Regions from separate parts of the Homo sapiens genome. Here region 2 is linked to region 1. A link is a loop called in an ENCODE intact Hi-C map of the cell type or tissue named here. Cell type or tissue: PC-3. All regions are shown on one strand. Each heading gives the region's core, and the rest is flanking DNA. Links, peaks and the distances in the headings are about the cores only. Region 1 overlaps LOC105377732 (a long non-coding RNA gene). Region 2 has its middle 12 kb from the start of LINC02995.

Region 1 (8,991 bases), core at 1-8,000:
TGTAACAACAGTAACTACAAGAGACTCTTTTTTTTTTTTTTTTTTTTTTTGAGACGGAGTCTCGCTCTGTCGCCCAGGCTGGAGTGTGGTGGTGCAATCTCGGCTCACTGCAAGCTCCGCCTCCCGGGTTCACGCTATTCTCCTGCCTCAGCCTTCCGAATAGCTGGGACTACAAGTGCCTGCCACCACGCCCAGCTAATTTTTTTGTATTTTTAGTAGAGACAGGGTTTCGTGGTGTTAACCAGGATGGTCTCGATCTCCTGACCTCATGATCCACCCGCCTCAGCCTCCCAAAGTGCTGGGATTACAGGCGTGAGCCACTGCGCCTGGCAAGAGACTCTTCATTAACTGTAAGGTGCTCTACATATAACATTTTAATCTACAACAAGGAAAACAGAGACTTGTTTCTTATTTTACAGAGGAAAAATGAGGCTCATGGCGGTAAACATAACTTGGACAAATTCTCAGTTAATAAGCTAGTTACTTTTCTTCATAGCACAGATGTGATCATATTTATTTCTTTGTTTAGCTGTTTATTGTTGATCCCCTGCGCTAAAATGAAAGCATCAGGAGAGCAGACCCTTTGTCTTTTTCAAGCCTGGATCCTGGGTGCCTAGAACAGTTGCTGGCACAGAGGAAGCCCTTAATAAAGACTGGTTGAGTATTAAATGAACAAGATTCAAACCTAGGTTTGCCTCCAAAACCATCTCTTTTCACAGCTCCAGGTTGTCCCTCATTATCCTCTTGTAAAATAAATGGTGGACCCTTTCACATGCTTAAAAACAAGTGTTGTTTGTTTATGTGTTGCTTTTCATGTGCTGCTGTGGAATGAGCCTCCTCTAAGCTAGTGGAATGTCTTGAGTAACTTTTTGGTCTTTCTTCATAGGACCTATCATGTAAGCCCTTCATTAGTCATCCTGGGTCTACTCAAGGCATTTAATGATACATTTTGTCAGTACCATGAGTAAACAAACATTTAATCAAAACCATCTTGGTGGCAGAGACAGAGCTAGATTCTTTACAGGACCTTAATCACCTCATGCAGTCCTTACCGTGCCTCTGAAACACAGGAAGCAGCACCTCTGTTTGGCAAATCAGACTTCAGGTCCAGAAGATGACATGCTTTTAAGGTGGCAAACAGAGTAAGGATTATCTGACTCCAAAGATTTTACATCTTTCTTTAAAAGTCACATGTTATAATTATTCTAATTAAGATTGTGAAACTTAGAATTGGATTTGGGGTTTTCTATGTCAAAAAGGAAAAATGGACATTTGGTCATGATCATTTCAATATACACATTTGAGCACCTACTACAGTGCTAGGTGCCATGCTAGGCACTGGGGACACTGTAGAACAAAACAGGCCTCACCTCTTCTCTCTTGGTTCTTGTAAAATGGCTGGTACCTGTTCAGTGCAGTGTCAGAGCTAATGCTCTCAAATTTTGGTGTTGGGTCTATTTGAACACTCGGTGCATTAGTTAAAGTAGGCTAATATGCAGCAGTAAATAGACCTCGTATTAGTCACGGTGGGCTAACTGCATTAGAAATAACCTTAAATATCAGAAGCTAAAACTAATAAAAACTGATTTATCTTTATGAAAAGCCTGATGTTGTATTCCTAAGTGGCTCTTCTCCAAGCACTAATCCAGGGACACAGACTCCCTTCACATTGTGTCTCTGCCATCTTGTGGCTTCAGACTTGCCCTGGTACCAACTGGCTAGAGAATAAATGGCTTTACATAGGAGACTTTTATGGCATAGGCTTTGAAGTATCATCTGTCTTTTTTCCCACGACCTATTTGCCCGAACTGAGTCACCTGACCAGCTTAACTGCAAGGGAGGCTGGGAAATGTAGAGGAGCTCATAGTATTTAGTGCATACCAAGAGTCTCTTTCATAGACTCCAAAAAGTCTATGGAATTTTTAAAAAGAATTTCAAAACTTCCAAATTTCTAAATGTAAGCCTTTCTGGGTAGCAGGGATTCAGGTCAGCAACAACTCTACTCCATACAGTCATTCTGGGAGCCAGGCTAGTGGCAGTTCTGCCATATTAAAAAGTTCTCACAAGAGGTTTTAAGGTCCAGACCTGAAGTTGCACTCATCACCTCCCCTCACATTCTATTGGTTAGAACTCATGCACATGACCATATCTTACTGCAAAGGAAGCTAAGAAATGTAGTTTATATCCCAAGCACAAGGAAAGAAGGATGGATTTTTCTAGATAGCTAGAAGATGATAGTTCACCTGGATTTTTTTAACTAGACCTGCCAAATACCAGTTACTGTGCATGTCTCTCACTGATATCCTTTTCTTTTCCTTTTTTTTTTTTTTTTAGACAGAGTCTCACTCTGTTGCTCAGGCTGGAGTGCAGTGACATGATCTCGGCTCACTGCAACTTCTGCCTCCTGGGTTCAAGCAATTCTCCTGCCTCAGCTTCCTGAGTAGCTGGGATTACAGGTGCATGCCACCACGCCCGGCTAATTTTTGTATTTTTAGTAGAGATGGGGGTTCACTATGTTGGCCAGACTGGTCTCGAACTCTTGACTTCAGGTGATCCACCCACCTCAGCCTCCCAAAGTGCTAGGATTACAGGCATGAGCCACCACGCCCAGCCCTGATATCCTTTTCTAACCTTCTTTTTCTGTGACTTCGCATGTGTATATCTAGCTATGTCTCCAACCTGACATACCATATGGTTTCCTAATTCTGGCCTCTAAATAGAAGTCCTTTATCTTAACAAGGAAGTAATCTGAGAAATTATTGAATGTGCTTTCCACAGCAAATGCCATGTTCTTTTGAAATTCATTCATCCAGTGATAACTCACTTAGACTTTATTTTTCTCCACTAGAGGAGGGCAAGGCCCTGTCTGTTTTGCTCAGCACTCTATTCCCAGTGCTTAGCACAGTATTCCTGATACATCACAAGTAACCCAATAAATATTTTCTAAATGACTGTATAAATTTTTCTTTTATCTCAGAATCTTAAAAAGGTCATATTTGATATTGGGGTAAAAAAATATTCCCTGTTGATTTGTTATATATGATGACACCTCCCAGAACCCTGGGAGGGCATCCCTGACCACAAAGCTCAGCTCTTCCTAACTCATTCACTCAGATCCCACTTGTTTTTTTAACCATAGCAAACTCTGAAGAAACCACATACATTGAAAGGTCTTTAATTTTTTTTTCTTTTTAGGGATTGCTGATCTATGTGGAAACTGGAACAAAAGAAATGTCAGAGTCTGCCTGATCCTCACTTTACAATTTTTGTCATCATTGGCTATCAATGTGGAATCCACCATGGCTGAGAAATGTGTAGCTGTGAAATGAGCCCGTAACTGAGCTGAAAAGATTTGTTTGACTTCCAGCTAAGCCACTTAACAGATGTGTGGTTTCTATAAATCAGTCAAGGCTCTGAGTTTCGGCTTCCTCTTCAGGAAGCAGAAAACAGCACCTTCCCTGTCAATATCACAGGATTGCTGTAAAAATGCCTTTTGTTTATTTAATAGATATTTATTGGTGGCTAACTATATGCCAGATATTGACCTAGGTTCTGGAGATACATCAGTGAATAAAACAAAGTTTATGTGACTCAGAGCTTATGCTGAAGGGCAACAGTGTAAATAAATCAATCAATGAGCATGTAATATACCAGGGGTTGATAGGGTTTTGGGGGAAAATCACACAGAGCAAAACAGACGAGAGCCACGGAGGAAAGGAGCTTTGATATTTTATATAAGATGGTTCAGACTGGGACATTAGAACAGACACCTGAAGGAAGTGAGTGAGTGTGTCATGCAAAGATATGAAGGAGGAGGAGGCACAGCATGGTCAAGGGCCCTGAGGTGACAGTATGCTTGGTGTTTATGAGGAATCGCAAGGAGAGCAGTTGGCTTAAGCAGGGTGAATGGGGGATGGGCAGATGCTAAGATCAGAAAGGTAGCACAAAGCTAGATCAATCAGGGCTCCATAGGCCATTGTAGAGACTTCAGCCTTTACTTTGATTGAGATAGAAAGCCATTTCTGTGTTGAGCATAGAAGTGATGCCTTGTGCCATATGTCCTTTAAAGAACATTTCAGCAGCTGTGTGGAAAAAAGGCTGCACGGAAGCTAGACTGGAGGCAAAGTTGCCAGTTAGGAAGCCACTGCAATACAGCAGGTGAGAGATGGCAGTGGCTAGGCTCAAGCCAACAGCAAAGGAAGTGGTGGAAAGTGGTCATATTACGAATATATTCTGAAGATAGCATAAACAAGTCTTCCTGATGGATTGGATGTTGCTGTAAGAGTAAAAAAGAGTAATCAAAAATGACCTTAAAGTTTTGGCCTGATGAGTGGGAAAACGGAGTTGCTCCTTCTTGAGATGGGGAAGACTTCAGGAAGAACACAGAAGCTCTCACTATGCTAAGACCTCTGTTTTTGAAACATTAGTTTGAGATGCCTGTGGACGTAGGCTTCCCAAAATGGCGCTGTATGGTGGTGGCTATATGTATCTGAAATTCTGGGAAGAGGTCCAGGGTGGAGCCATCACCTTGGGAGTTGGCAGCCTATTTAAATCCTTAAGAAGGGGTGAGATCACTTAAAGAGTGAGTGAAGAAGAAATAATTGTGAGGACTGAGAGGAAACTTCAATATTTAGAAGTCCAGGAAAAGAGAGAGGCACAGCAAAAAAGAAAAAAAAAACAAACTAAGGTAAGAAGAAGCCAATGAGGCAGGAAAAGGAACGAGATAGAGGAGAGTGAAGAAAGTGGGACCGGAAGGAGGGACTGACTCATTTCCATTTATGATGCAGTAGTTTGGCCAAATAGCATGATGGTAGATACACACCCAAATATATCAGTAATCGCATTAAATGTAAATCGATTAAATAGTTCAATTAAACATCTATAATTATCAAACTAGATTAAAAAACAAAATCTAACTATATGCTGTTTACTAGAGATACACCTCAAATATAAGGATATAAAGTAATTAAAAATTAAGAGATGATATAAGATTTACCATGCAAACAATATCCAAAAGAAAGCTGGTATAGGTATACTGGTAGCAAAATAGACTTAAGGCAAAAAGCCTGATTAAGATCAAAAGTTTCAAGTTTCATAACAATAAAAGCGTTAATCCCCCAAGAAATTCTCAATTTATATGTATGTAAAAAACACAACTTCAAAATATAAAAAACAAAAGTTGACAGAATTATAAGAAAGTCTAGGCAAATCCACACTCATAATAATGAGAGACTTTAACAAACTTTTCTCAATAAAATATATAACAAGAAAGAAAAAAATCAGTAAGAATATGTAAGATCTAAACAACACAATTAACAAATTTGATATATTGACATGTACAGAACACTGTGTCCAAAAAAGTATACTGTTTTTTCAAGTGTACATGGAACGTTTATGCTGGCCATAAACGAAGTTTCAACAAACTTCAAAGGATTGAAATCATACAAAATATGTTCTCTGACCATGGAAGAATTAAGTTGGAAATCAATAACAAAATAAGTAGGAATTCTTCAAATACTTGGAAATTAAGCAATATATTTTTAAATGGGTCAAAGAAAAAATTTCAGTGGAAACTGGAAAATATCATTAACTAAATGATAATGAAAATATGACATATCAAAATATGGAGGATGTGGTTAAACCTCTGCTTAGAGAGAAATTATAGCCTTAAATACATAAATTTAAAAGAAAAAATATGTAAATCAGTAAGCTAGTTATCTATGTCAAAAAAAAGAATAGAAAATTATGTCTAAGGAAACCAGAAAAAAGAAAAAAAACTAGTAGCACAAATTAATAAAATACAAAACAGACATTCAAGATAGAAAATCAATATGTCCAAAAGTTGGCACTCATAAAAGTAAAATAAATGTTAGCTTTCTGGGAAGTCTTATAACAAAGTAATAGCAAAGTAATAGAGGAGACAAAAATTACCAGTTTTGATGAAAAAGAAAACATCATTCCATATCCTGCACATGTTAAAAATATAGTTACAACTTACTATTAACAATTGAATGTTAATAAATTAAAAATTTTAGATAAAATGGAAAATCCTTAGAAAAACAAAATTAACAAAAGCTGATGTAAGAAGAAATAGAAAATCTGAAATAGTCCTATTTCTATTAGAGATATTAAAGCTGAAGATAACAAAGAAATCTCTAGACATAGATGGCTTTCCTCCAAATAAATTACAAATGAATTTCTCCAAATATTTATGGAAGAAATCACACCAAACTTATATAAACATTTGCGTAGACTAGAAAAAATATTTTCTATTTTGTTTAATTAGGCCATTGTAATCTTGACATCAAAAACTGACCTTGACATAAAGCAAAATTATGGGCCAATCAGTCCTATGAACAGAGATGCAAAAATACCAAACTAGCAAATTGGATTTAGTAAAATATAAAAATAATAATGAAGAATGAGAAAGTTGCATTTGTTCCCAGAATGAAAGGTTGGCTTCATATTTTAAAATTACTATAATTTACATTAACAGAATAAAAAGAAAATCATCTGACCATCTCAGTAGACACAGAAATAGCTTTTGATAAAATTCAACACACGTTTATGATTTTAAAAAACTTGAAATCCCCTCTGCAGACAGGAACAAAAGGGAACCTCTTTAGTCCCATAAAGAGTGTTTAAGAAAAAAAAAAAGCCCTACAGAAAGTATTATACTTAACGGCAAATATTGAAAGCTTTCTGCCTGAGAATGAGAATGAGCAAGAATGCCTGTTTTCACCACTTCTATTAAATATTGAACCACAGTTTCTAGCCAGTGCAAAAATAAAAGGAAAGAGGGGATAAAAAGATATAAAATTTGGGGAAAAAATCATTATTTGCAAAAAAAAATTACTTTGTTCACAGTAAATACAAAAGGACCTAAAGAAAAACTATTATCATTAATAAGTGAATTTTGGAAGGTCATTGGATAAGAAGGTCAATTGTATGTAAAACTCAATCGTATTTCCATATAAATGCAAAAAACTGACAAACTTTAAAAGAATATTGTTTATATTAGCATAAAACAAACATTAGTGAAATAAATGGAGATCTAAATAAATCAAGGAACATACCATATTCATGGATTAGAAGACTCAATACTGTAAAGATATCAATTTAACTCAAAGTTAAATATAGATTCAATGCAATTCAAACCAACATCCTGAAAGGTTTTTTTTGTGGAACTTAATGAGTCAACTATTAAATTCATACTGAAATAGGACATAAATGCCAAAGCAATTCTGAAGAGAAAGAACAAAGCTGGGAGTCTTCAACCATCAAATAACAAGACCTATTGCAAACGCGGTATGTTAATAGCTAAAGGATATAAAAATAGATCCATGAAATACAATACTGAGGTCAAAAAAAAGACCCATACTATGCAGTCACCTGATTTATGACAAAGGTGCCACTGAAGTACAGTGGAGGAGGGAGAGAACAACGGTCTGACTTAATAATCATATTGAGTCAATTAGATATCCATATGGAAAAAATAAATTTTGACCCCTGATTCACACCACACAATTCCAGATGCAGATCTAACTGCAAAAAGTATAATTATAAACCTTCTAGAAGAAAATATAGGAGAAGATCTTTACAACCGAAGATTTCTTAGACACCTGCACACACACACACACACACACACACACACACACACAAGCATTAACCATTTAAGAAATAATTGATAAACTGGAACTATTAAAATTAAAAACTCACATTTATATAAACAGCATTCAGAGACTGAAAAGACAAATCAAAGTAAGAAGAGATATATGTGTCATATATATGTCAATATATATTATTGTCTTGCAGGAAATTTTATATATTCTATATTTGAGTCCTTCAGCTAATACACACATATGCAATATATAAGAAAATGAAAACGACCCAACAGAAAAATGAACAAAAGACGTGAATTAAGCACTTCTCAAAAGAAGATATCTTAATAGCCAATATAAAAAGGTGCTCAACCTCATTAGCCATCAGAGAATGCAAATTAAAACCACAGTGAAAATATCAACTCCAATGCTCACTCATCAAAATGGCTGTAATTTTTAAAATCTCCATAATACTATTCACTGAAGTAGGTATATCACCAGACAACCACTTTGGAAAATTAGTGATATCAACTAAAGTTGAATATATACATATACATATACTCTATGACACAGAAATTCCACTCCAAGATATGTGTGTGTGTCTGTGTGTGTATATGATATATATACATATGATATATATACACATATACATATATGAGATACATACACATGATATATATACATGTGTGTATATGATATATATATATCATATACACACACAGACACACACACATATATCCTCAAAAGCCATATACAAAAATATTCCTAACAGCACTATTCATAATAGCTAACAACTATTGGCATAATGTTATATTTGCATTGAAAACATATAGGAATAAATCTAACAAGTAATGTGTAGGACCTCTACACATACAAACATTAATGAGAAAAATTAATAAAGACTTAAATCAATGGAAGAACACATCTAGAAATAAATTTAATGATACCCATCAAAAATAGAATGGAAAAATAAATTGTGTTATATTCAAACATTTGAATAATATACAGCAATGAGAACGTATAACGTATAACCTCACACAACATCCCGGATGAATTTCACAAACTAAGGTTGAGCAAAAGAAGTTAAACACAGAAGTACACATATTGTATGATTCTATTAAAGTTCAAAACCAGACAGAACCAATTTTTGGGGGTAAATCCGAGAGAATAGTGGGGAGGGTAATGCCTGGGTAGGGGACATGGGGCCTCAGACACTGCAACAGTCTCTCCTTTGATCTGCGTACTAGGTACCTGGGTGAACTCAGTTTGTGAAAATTCACGGAAGCATGTCCTTATAGTTTGTATGTTTTGTATATTTAGGCTCTAATATCAAAAAGATTTACTAAAAAATAAAAGGGGGGCAGATTAGCTCTGTCACTTAGGACAAGTG
Region 2 (8,991 bases), core at 585-8,584, 55 kb before region 1:
CAATTACATTTTCTGGTCAACTACCATTTTTAAGAAAAAATCCTTGAGATTGCAAGGCTTTCTGGGAATAAATTTTTAAAAAATTATGTAAAATGTTGCCTGCCTCCCTGTCATCATTACAACCACTGTGGAAAAGGAGGCATATGCTTGAGGCTGTGTGACCTTAAACAGTCACCCAACCTTTCTGTGCCTGTTCTCTTGCTTGTAAAATGAGGACTTTAATAGCCTCATCAAATGCTTTGAGAATGAGGAAGACACTCCATGTCAAAGCACTTAGCAGAGCCCCTGGCACATAGCAAGAGCCAAATAAGCGTTTACTATTATTAGTAGTAATTACAGGTTGAGCATCCCTAATCTGAAAATCCAAAGCCTGAAACACTTCAGGTCCCAAGCCTTTCAGATAAGGTATACTCAGCCTGTATTAATCACATAGGGTAGCTGAGTACACGGGGAAACTAGGCCATAGTTCTTAAACTTGGGTGCATATCAGAGTCACCTGAAGGTCATGTGGGCACAGAGATTGCTGGGCCCACCTCAGAGTTTCTGATTCAGCAGGTGTGGGCTGAAGCCTGAGAATGTGCATTTTTATCAAGTGCACAGGTGGCTGTTGATATGCTATTTGCATGAGCACACTGACTGTCTTAGTCCATGTTGTATTGCTGTAGAGTGATACCTGAGCCTGGGTATTTACCAAGAAAAAAGCTTTCTTCGGCTCATGATTCTGATGTCTGGAGAAGTTCACAGTTGGGCATCTGCATCTGGGGAGGGCCATGGGCTCCTTCCATTCATGGCGGAAGGTGAAGGGGAGTTGGTATGCAGAGAAAACGTAGTGAGAGAGGAAGTGAGTGGGGAGCCGGATGCCAGGCTCTTTAACAACCAGTTCTAGAAGGAATTAGCCAAGCAAGAATTCACTCCAAGGGAGGGCATTAATCTATTCAAGAGGGATCTGCCCCCATGACCTAAACTCCTCCCATTCACCCCACCTCCAATATTGGGGATCAAATTTCAACATGGGGTCTGGAGGGGACAGACATCCAAACCATGGCACTTACTAATTTCAAAAGTGTACCTACACATTGACTTGATTATCTGCAAAAAAGTCAAGGTAAGTATTTAAAGAGTAGACATGTATAAAGTACTTAGTACAGTGTCTAGCAAATAAGTGTTATAATTATTATTCATAAAATTGGGGATAATCAGGAAAAATCTGAAAACGAAAACTAAAGAGAAGGTTGTAGGGAGAAGCAGCTTTGGGCTTTTGGGCTAAGCGGTTGCAGGGGTCACCCTGTTTTAATCCCCTCTACAAGCCTATGGAGGAAGAACATGTAGGGAAAAGAGTTCTCAGAAATGAAGAGCCCATGCTAGGTTGCCCAGGTATGAGGTACCAGTGACCTCCCCAAACCCAGGTCTTTCTGCCTACATAGGGGCTGAGGTCTTCCCACTCCTCCATGTTCGTCTGAGCTATGGCTAATTTGAGTTTCAACACTTGATCTGGAAGTTCCTCTGTCTGGAGTATTCTACAAAAGGCCTGCACGCCCTGGGGTCCAAGAGCAGAATTCAGGGTCATGATGCAGTCACGGAAGGACGGCCGTGAGGGCCTCACGGGACAGGAAGGAAAGGAGGTGTGCAGGAGAGCCGAGGCCGCAGGTGGCATGTCACGAAGGAAGGCGACTGGGCCAGGAGCTGCACAACTGCAGCTGACCCTGTTCTGGGGCAGGTTCCCCGCATCACGTGTGTCCCTGACCCGCCCCAGCCCTTCACCTCCAGGGTTAGCGGAGGGCAGAGGCTGAATGGGCAAATAACCCCAAGTCATCCCCAAATCTAAATGGACCCAGGGTTTTGGAGGAGCTCATCCTAGACCCCCAAAGGCTCAAGCCTATTTCCAGGGACCGCAGGATCGGATGTGCCCCAGGTTTGTTCTGCCGCCTGGCCAAGGATGGGTGTTCACAGCAGGTAAAAACAGAGCCTGGGTGTCACACACCATGCAAGGGTCCCTCACAGCATGTGATGCAGCCAGCATGAGAAGAGAAGTGGGCTGCCCTTGGCCGAGATGACCCTCCCCACGGGGCCACGTTCCAACCAGAGATTCAAGACGTCTAACAACTTGGAATTTGAACCTGGCCTTCCCGATGGTTGGAAAGGCACATTTGTTAAGGGAGCCCTTAAGACCTATTTTACTTAACAGCTGTTAGCTCGATTTGAACTCTGAACTGTTGAGACCTGTGATATGTGGTCCCCTCTTTGTACTCCTGCCCGTGCCCTGCATTTGCAGGGACAGAGCTTCCCACCAGCACCAAGAACACTGCTGGCATTCAGATATTCAGAAGATATTCACCGAACAGAGGAACTTGGGGGGCTGGGGTTGGGGGATGGAGGGGCTGGGGCTGGTGGCTGTGAAGTGCAGGGTTTCTGCCCAGGGTCATGAAAATGTTCTAGAGTTGATTCTGATGATGGCTGCGCAGCTCTGAATACACTAAAGGTCACCAAATTGTACACTTTAAGGGGGTGAATTGTATGGTATGTGAATGAGAGCTGAATAAATTATTAACAAAACACGACAACTCCAGAAGCCTCAGAAGTGTGCTGCCACACCATGATAGCGCCATTTAATGTCCAGTGCTGCATGCGATTCCTCCTGTCACATATACCTCTGATCCTTGTGACAGCTCTGTGATGCAGGTACTCTCCTCTTCACCTTTTAAAAGGGGGATCTGAGGCCCACGGTGCTGGCTGACTTGCCCGGGCTTGCCCAGGAAGCTCAGCAGCGGGGCTAGATCCAACCCAAGTACCTGTGGCAACGTGCTGCCTCATGGGGACATCTGGATGGGAAGGTTGTCCCCATGCTCAGCCAGGAAGAAGCCAGATGGTGAATTTTCACGAAGCTCCAGAATGTCTCAACCCCACAGGAGGAAGGCTGTCATCTTTACATCCCGCCACAAAACCATGGATATGGTTTTGCACTGATTAAATTTACAGATAGAATTCTGTAACGAGGCTACTGCCCTGGGGAGAGTCCGGAGTATCCTGGGAACGGGCTCAGTGGCCTGTCAGCCCTCTGGGAAGATGTTTACCTGGTGCCTGGGTGGGATGGCTGGGACACAGGTGTGCTTGTCACGTGTCAGTGAACCAGCATTCACACCAGACCCTCATTGCTAAGGAGTGGGGGGCCCCCTGGGCAGGTGCATCTGAGGATGCTGTCTGTTTGGATCTGGCTGGATCCTCTTTCTCTTCCAGCATCCAGATTCAACTGAACCTAACCTTCTTCCCTCTACCCCCTCCCTGGGTTTTCCAGAGCTCTTGCTGCTAATTGTAGAGGATTCTGGGCATCAACAGTGTCTCCTTGTGCTCATTTTAAAATCACAGAGTACTCAACTATCGATTTCTAAATAAGCTCCATTTTCCTGCAATAGTCTTTGCAAAATGCCTGCCCAGATCTATTATAATTGCCTGGAAGGCTACTTTTCTGTATTTGCAAGGCCCTGTTGCTCTTGTACCCTCTCTGAGATCTCCTGAAAATTACTCCAGATTCTCATTAAGTATGATCAAGGATGCTCCTTTAAACAAGAATAGCCAGTAAAGCGTCCCGTTACCCTTTCCTCCTTCCTCCATTCTACAGCCAGGAATGCATAAGAGACAGCTGGAGCTCTAGCAGCCATCTTGAGCCATGAGGCAAACTAGAGGATGGAAGCAAAGGCTAAGCCTGGTGAAGCAGAAATCGTGGAGGAACACAATGCCCCAGTGACCATGGAGCCATGACACCAGCCCTGGACTAACTACTTGTGGAACCGTTTTAAATGAGAGAAAAATCAGCACAATTGTGTACATCTGCTGCTCTTTTAGGCACTGCAATTTGTTTTGCTTGTTTTTAAACCTCTCATAAATGGAATCACGCTGTGTGCCCTTTTTTGCATCTGGCTTCTTTCACTCATTTTCATGTTTGTGGATTCTTCATGTTGCTGCGTATAGTTCTTGATGGACACATGGGTTGTTTCCAGCTTGAAGTTATTATAAACAATGCTGCCTTGAACATTTTCACATGTTTCTTGATGCACAGATGTACACATTTCTTCTGGGAATATACCTAAGAATAAATAGCCAGATCATGGGACAGGCATAGGTGCAACCTTAGTAGATACTGCAAAGAATTTTCCAAAGTTTAGTCATTTGACATTCCCACTTGCACAATATGAGAATTCCCATTGCTCCACTTCCTCGTCAACACTTAGTATTATTTGCCTGTTTTATTTTAGCCATTTTGGAAACTATGCTGTGGTATCACCTTATGTTCATTGGCCATTCAGATATCAACCTTTGCAAAGGGCCTACTCAAGTCTTCTGGCCAGTTCTCTATTGAGTTGTAGGCTTTTTCTCTTACTAATTTGTAGCTCTCTTCTGGCTATGACTTCTTTGATGAATATATGGTTTGCAAATACTTTCTCTCATTCTGTGACTTGTCTTTTCACTCTCATAAGAGTGTCATTTGATGGGTCAATTTTCAAGTAATAAAATCCATCAACCATTTCTTTATGGTTAATAAGTTTTAGTCCTGTCTAAGTCATCTTTGCCTACTCCTTTGTGTCTTTCTAGAAACGTTGCAAACGTCATAATTTTACCTTTCGTATTTTGATGTGCAATCCATCTCCCAAATACTTTTGAATGATCCATCGGACACCCATGTAGGTGAGAAACCTGTTTATAATTGTCTGACTAGAGTCCAACTCAGCCTTACACATAAACACCAAGTCGTTTTTGCACTGTTTAATACACACTGAGTTTCCCAGAATGTAACTCCTGTGTAAATTTAGAGAAGATCACATTTTGTTTTATTTGGAACTTTACCAAGATTTGAATCACCATTTCAGAAAAAATACCACTGACAAGGAAGCTGCCCGAGGCACATGAGTCCCCAATAACATGCCTGTGCCCGGCCGCATCCTAGGGAATTCTGTGCTTTATGTGCACACACACTTCACTGGCTCTCAAACTGTTAACTATTAAGGAAAAGATGCAACAATCTTCAACTGATTTGTGTCTAACTTCTCTTCAATCCCAACACATTCTTTGTAACTTGGAGCATGTATCTGATCACTTTAAATATACCCTCTCAGGTGGTCCTGCCCAGTGCCTAGGTATTGGCACACATATTATTTTATGATAAATCACCTTACTTTAATGTCTCTTTCCTATTACAACCTGGGAATTATATGAATTTGGGAAGGGATTATATGTATAAATACATTTTATTTAGTGGCAAGATGGTAAGGGGATTTTACAAAATATTTGCTATATGAAGGAGCCACGTGGTCCATGTCATCAGCTTTGCCCAGAGGGCCTCACTTTCCAAGTCAAATGAGCACATGGAGGTGTTTTCCTAGCCACAAGAGTAGTTTTTTTCCAAAGTGGAGTTCCCCTGGGGCCAACAGTATTTCTTCTCATTAAATTTGTCTCCCACAACCCCAGGACAAAAAACAGGTGAGTGCTCAAAGCCACTTTTCCTGGGTCCCCCATCTACCTGCCTGAAATCACAGGTGGGCCTGCTCTGCTTCTTCATTGGGTTTAGTTTCACAGTTACAAAGGTCTGAGATCAAGTCCCAGCTCTGCCTCAATCTAGCCATGTGGCTTTGGGTGGTGTGTCAACCCTTTGCCAGCCCATAGCATACACTTATTAAATGAGTCAAAGAAAACATATATGGCATAGTTATGAAAGTCACAAGGTAGGAACAAGCGCGGATGCGTGCTGAGTGCTTCCTATAAGCCAACTCCTGCACCAGTGCCTCAGAAGGAGAATCTACTTCACCCTCACAACTCTGCCATGAGTGCAGGGACCACGATTCATCCCCATTTTACAGATGAGGAAAGCAGAGGGACAGAGAGGATCAGTAAACTGCCCCGGGCTACACAGTTGGTAAATGGCACAGCGAGAGGCGAACCCAGGCAATCTGACTATCTCCCATTAAATGATAGCTTGGGCCGGGCGTGGTGGCTCATGCCTGTAATCCCAGCACTTTGGGAGGCCGAGGCGGGTGGATCACTTGAAGTCAGGAGTTCAAGACCAGTCTGGCCAATGTGGTGAAACCCAGTCTCTACTACAAATACAAAAATTAGCTGGGTGTGGTGGTGGGTGCCTGTAATCCCAGCTACTTAGGAGGCTGAGGCAGGAGAATCGCTTGAACCCAGGAGATGGAGGTTGCAGTGAGCCAAGATCACGTCATTGCACTCCAGCCTGAGCGACAAGAGCAAAACTCCATCTCAAAAAAATATATAAATAAATAAAAATAAAAATAAATGATAGCTTGTAGGGGAAGAAGTGCCCAGAACAGGCAAGACACTCAGAGAATGGCAGCTCTTGGCTGCTATTATATGCTCATTAGTTGCATAGTTCTGAACACCTACATGGATGGGTCCTCCCACCGCCCACCAAAAACTAGTTACATGCCCTTGACCTAACTGCATTTAATATACACCACAGTGGCTGTTAAACTAGTTGCTTTCTAATATCCCAACTACCTAAATTGGGCAGTGTTTGTCAATAGAACAAACACTAGTGAATGTGATGTTAATTTTAATGTCCTTGCCTGTGCTATAGGCAAGTCTGTGTTTGCATTGGAATGCATGCTGATATTTACCTAAAATATCCAATCCCATAAACAACAAAAAGCATACTATGCTGAAAATATTTCCAAGCCCCAGGCCACTTATGCCTGCAAATACTTGACACAATGAAGCACGTCTGCCCCCTTGAAGGCTGGTTGTAACGGTCTCTAGATCCTGAAGAATGTTGTCTGATGTAGACCAAGGTCAGGTATGGTAAATATAGTGGCTTCCAGCACAAAATAGACTCCACTTCCCAGCAGGTGTGGCTGCTGAAACTTTCCATTTTTGAAAATGGTTGCGGGCTGGGAGAATTTTAGGGAGGTTTGTGTGAGGTGGTGTCATGGTGGCCATCCAGAAAGCAGCAGGACCCTGGAATTTAAAGCTGACTTTCAAGTTGAGCCTCTGCTATCACAAAGTAGGCAAGAGGCCTCAGGCCCTTGAGCTTTTGCTTCCTTATCTGTCAAAGGAGAAGGTTGTACTAAGAGAATCCCTAAAGCACCCTCAGGTCTGGACTTCCAGGATGCCACAGCAGCCAAGAAGTGTCATGCTCCCCACGATTTTAAATCGGTTGGAGCTGGATCTCATTGTGAACAAGTCAGAACTTGCTTCTCTCCTGAGTGAGTTAGGTCCATCACTGCACTTCTCTGAGCCTCAGTTTCCTCCTTCGTATGATTAGGAGTAAAAATGCCATTCTCACAGGGTTGTTGTAGAGGTAACATTGGAAAGGCCTAAACATAAAATAGATGCTCAAAAAATGTCAGTTTCTTGCTGCCATGCATTTGCCCACCTTCTATTTTCTCCATGTTCCCCACTCTGCAGTCAGACCAACCCCACCTGTACCCCATGCCTGCCCATCCTTTCTTTCCCTAGAAGTCTGGAGAATCTAGATGTTCGCTTCCTCTACCCCAAACCAGCATCCAGTCCTGCACCAACGGCCACAATGGAAGCCACCTGATAAATCGATGCAATTACTTGTGTCGCGTTTGCACTAAGAATTCTAACGGTAGTATTTCGGAGCCCAGAACAGAGAGGAATCAGTCATTTAAAGATGGCAAGGTTGAATGAAAAATTTCATTCTTTGATGATGCTAGAAAAAGAAGTGTTCACAATGGTTTCTCTTCTCAATGTGCGTCATGCAAATGAGTAGCTGGTCCCTCCATGTGACTTGTTTGGTTCCATGATCTGTCTCTTTTTTCTCGTGGCAAAATAACCCACTTTATTAGATCCATCTCAGGAGCTTTACCAGTGGGTAAAGTCTTAGAGCCGGGATTCTTGTTTGCTTTCTCCTGTCAGCCACCCCAAATTCTTTTGGGAAGTAGGTGGAGTATAAATGAAAAATTGGTAAACAAAATTCTTTCTTTGGTCTCCTATGGACAGACCTCGGTCTCTTTGGGCTACTTCATGGCTCCCAAGCTGTAATTATTGGTTGCTTTTTTCAGTGTCCCTCTGAACTGAGTCTTTAGTTGTTCTAAATTCATTTGGGCTCCTTCTGGACCCAGGAATTAAAGGTGACTCTTTATTCCTGTAAGTCAGAGACGGCCTCATCTAAGGAAACATTCCAGGGCTGTTTGCACCGCGTGTGGCGAGGAGGGCCAATTAAAGCTACCCCCAGCATCCTCTGAGTGAAGTTTGAGATGGCCTTGGGAGACAGGAAGCTTCTTTATGAGTCCCATCTTCAGCCTGGAGTACTTTTCCTTCCTGTAGCCCTGAGCCCTGGGGCCCTGGAGTCATGAAGATTAAGACAGAGCCCATTGGGCCAGAAGAATGGGGGTGGTTTTATTGGCCACCAAGTACCCCTAACATCATGGGATTTGGATAATGCCCTGAACTACTCTGGACTTCTGAAAGCAAGAGAGCCTTTCTCCAAAGACTCCACAAGCTCTACTTTATCATAGTTGATTCTCAAACCCCTTTCACAATTCCTACCTTTCCAGCACACTACCTTCTGGGGAATTGAGTGGAGTGAGAGTCCGATTGAGAGACATTGCAATCTTTGCTCTTTAAGAATAATAATGATAACAAATAATATCTATTGAGCACTTTGCACGCATTACTTCACTTCCTCCTCACAACAACTCTCTGAGGTCAATACCATTATTATTCTCACTTCACAGAGGAGGGGACCAAGGCTGAGAAGGGGGAAAATAAGTTCCTCAGGGTCAGTAAATGACGGACATTCACACCCAGACCTGACTGGCCCCAGAAGCCTCACTTTTAACAATCGCATGAGTTTTCTGCCTGCTTTGTGCTAACACTGAAAGGCTGATACTTCAGATCCTGGTACCCACGTCAAACCTGGAAGACCTTAAGTGCATTGGCCAGATGGGAGGAGACACAGAGACCCCAGTGGCTAGAAAGGCAGGCTCTGGGGCCAAATGGCTCAGGTGGAAGTTAGCC

What was found. Hi-C counts contacts between places; a loop is a spot of excess contacts. Peaks named below come from ENCODE experiments on the same cell type or tissue, not always from the same donor. Only the 100,000 strongest peaks of a DNase experiment are listed, where the experiment ranks them.
Region 2: a loop joins it to region 1, with 5 times the contacts of the local background. A loop is called at or near these places in 3 of 110 quality-filtered maps.

What each region holds. Positions count from the first base shown.
Region 1 is chr5:173,507,657-173,516,647 of GRCh38, reverse strand. All of the region lies in intron 14 of LOC105377732 (a long non-coding RNA gene), which reads right to left. Among named protein-coding and RNA genes, the nearest start is that of LINC02995, 67 kb to the left of the region's middle. In PC-3, for the core only: no CTCF peak of the experiment used is centred there; a DNase peak (open chromatin) is centred at 937; H3K27ac peaks cover 2,435 bases.
Region 2 is chr5:173,563,556-173,572,546 of GRCh38, reverse strand. No RefSeq gene overlaps it. Among named protein-coding and RNA genes, the nearest start is that of LINC02995, 12 kb to the left of the region's middle. RefSeq lists an enhancer at 2,600-3,799. In PC-3, for the core only: no CTCF peak of the experiment used is centred there; a DNase peak (open chromatin) is centred at 4,826; H3K4me3 peaks cover 511 bases; H3K27ac peaks cover 1,654 bases.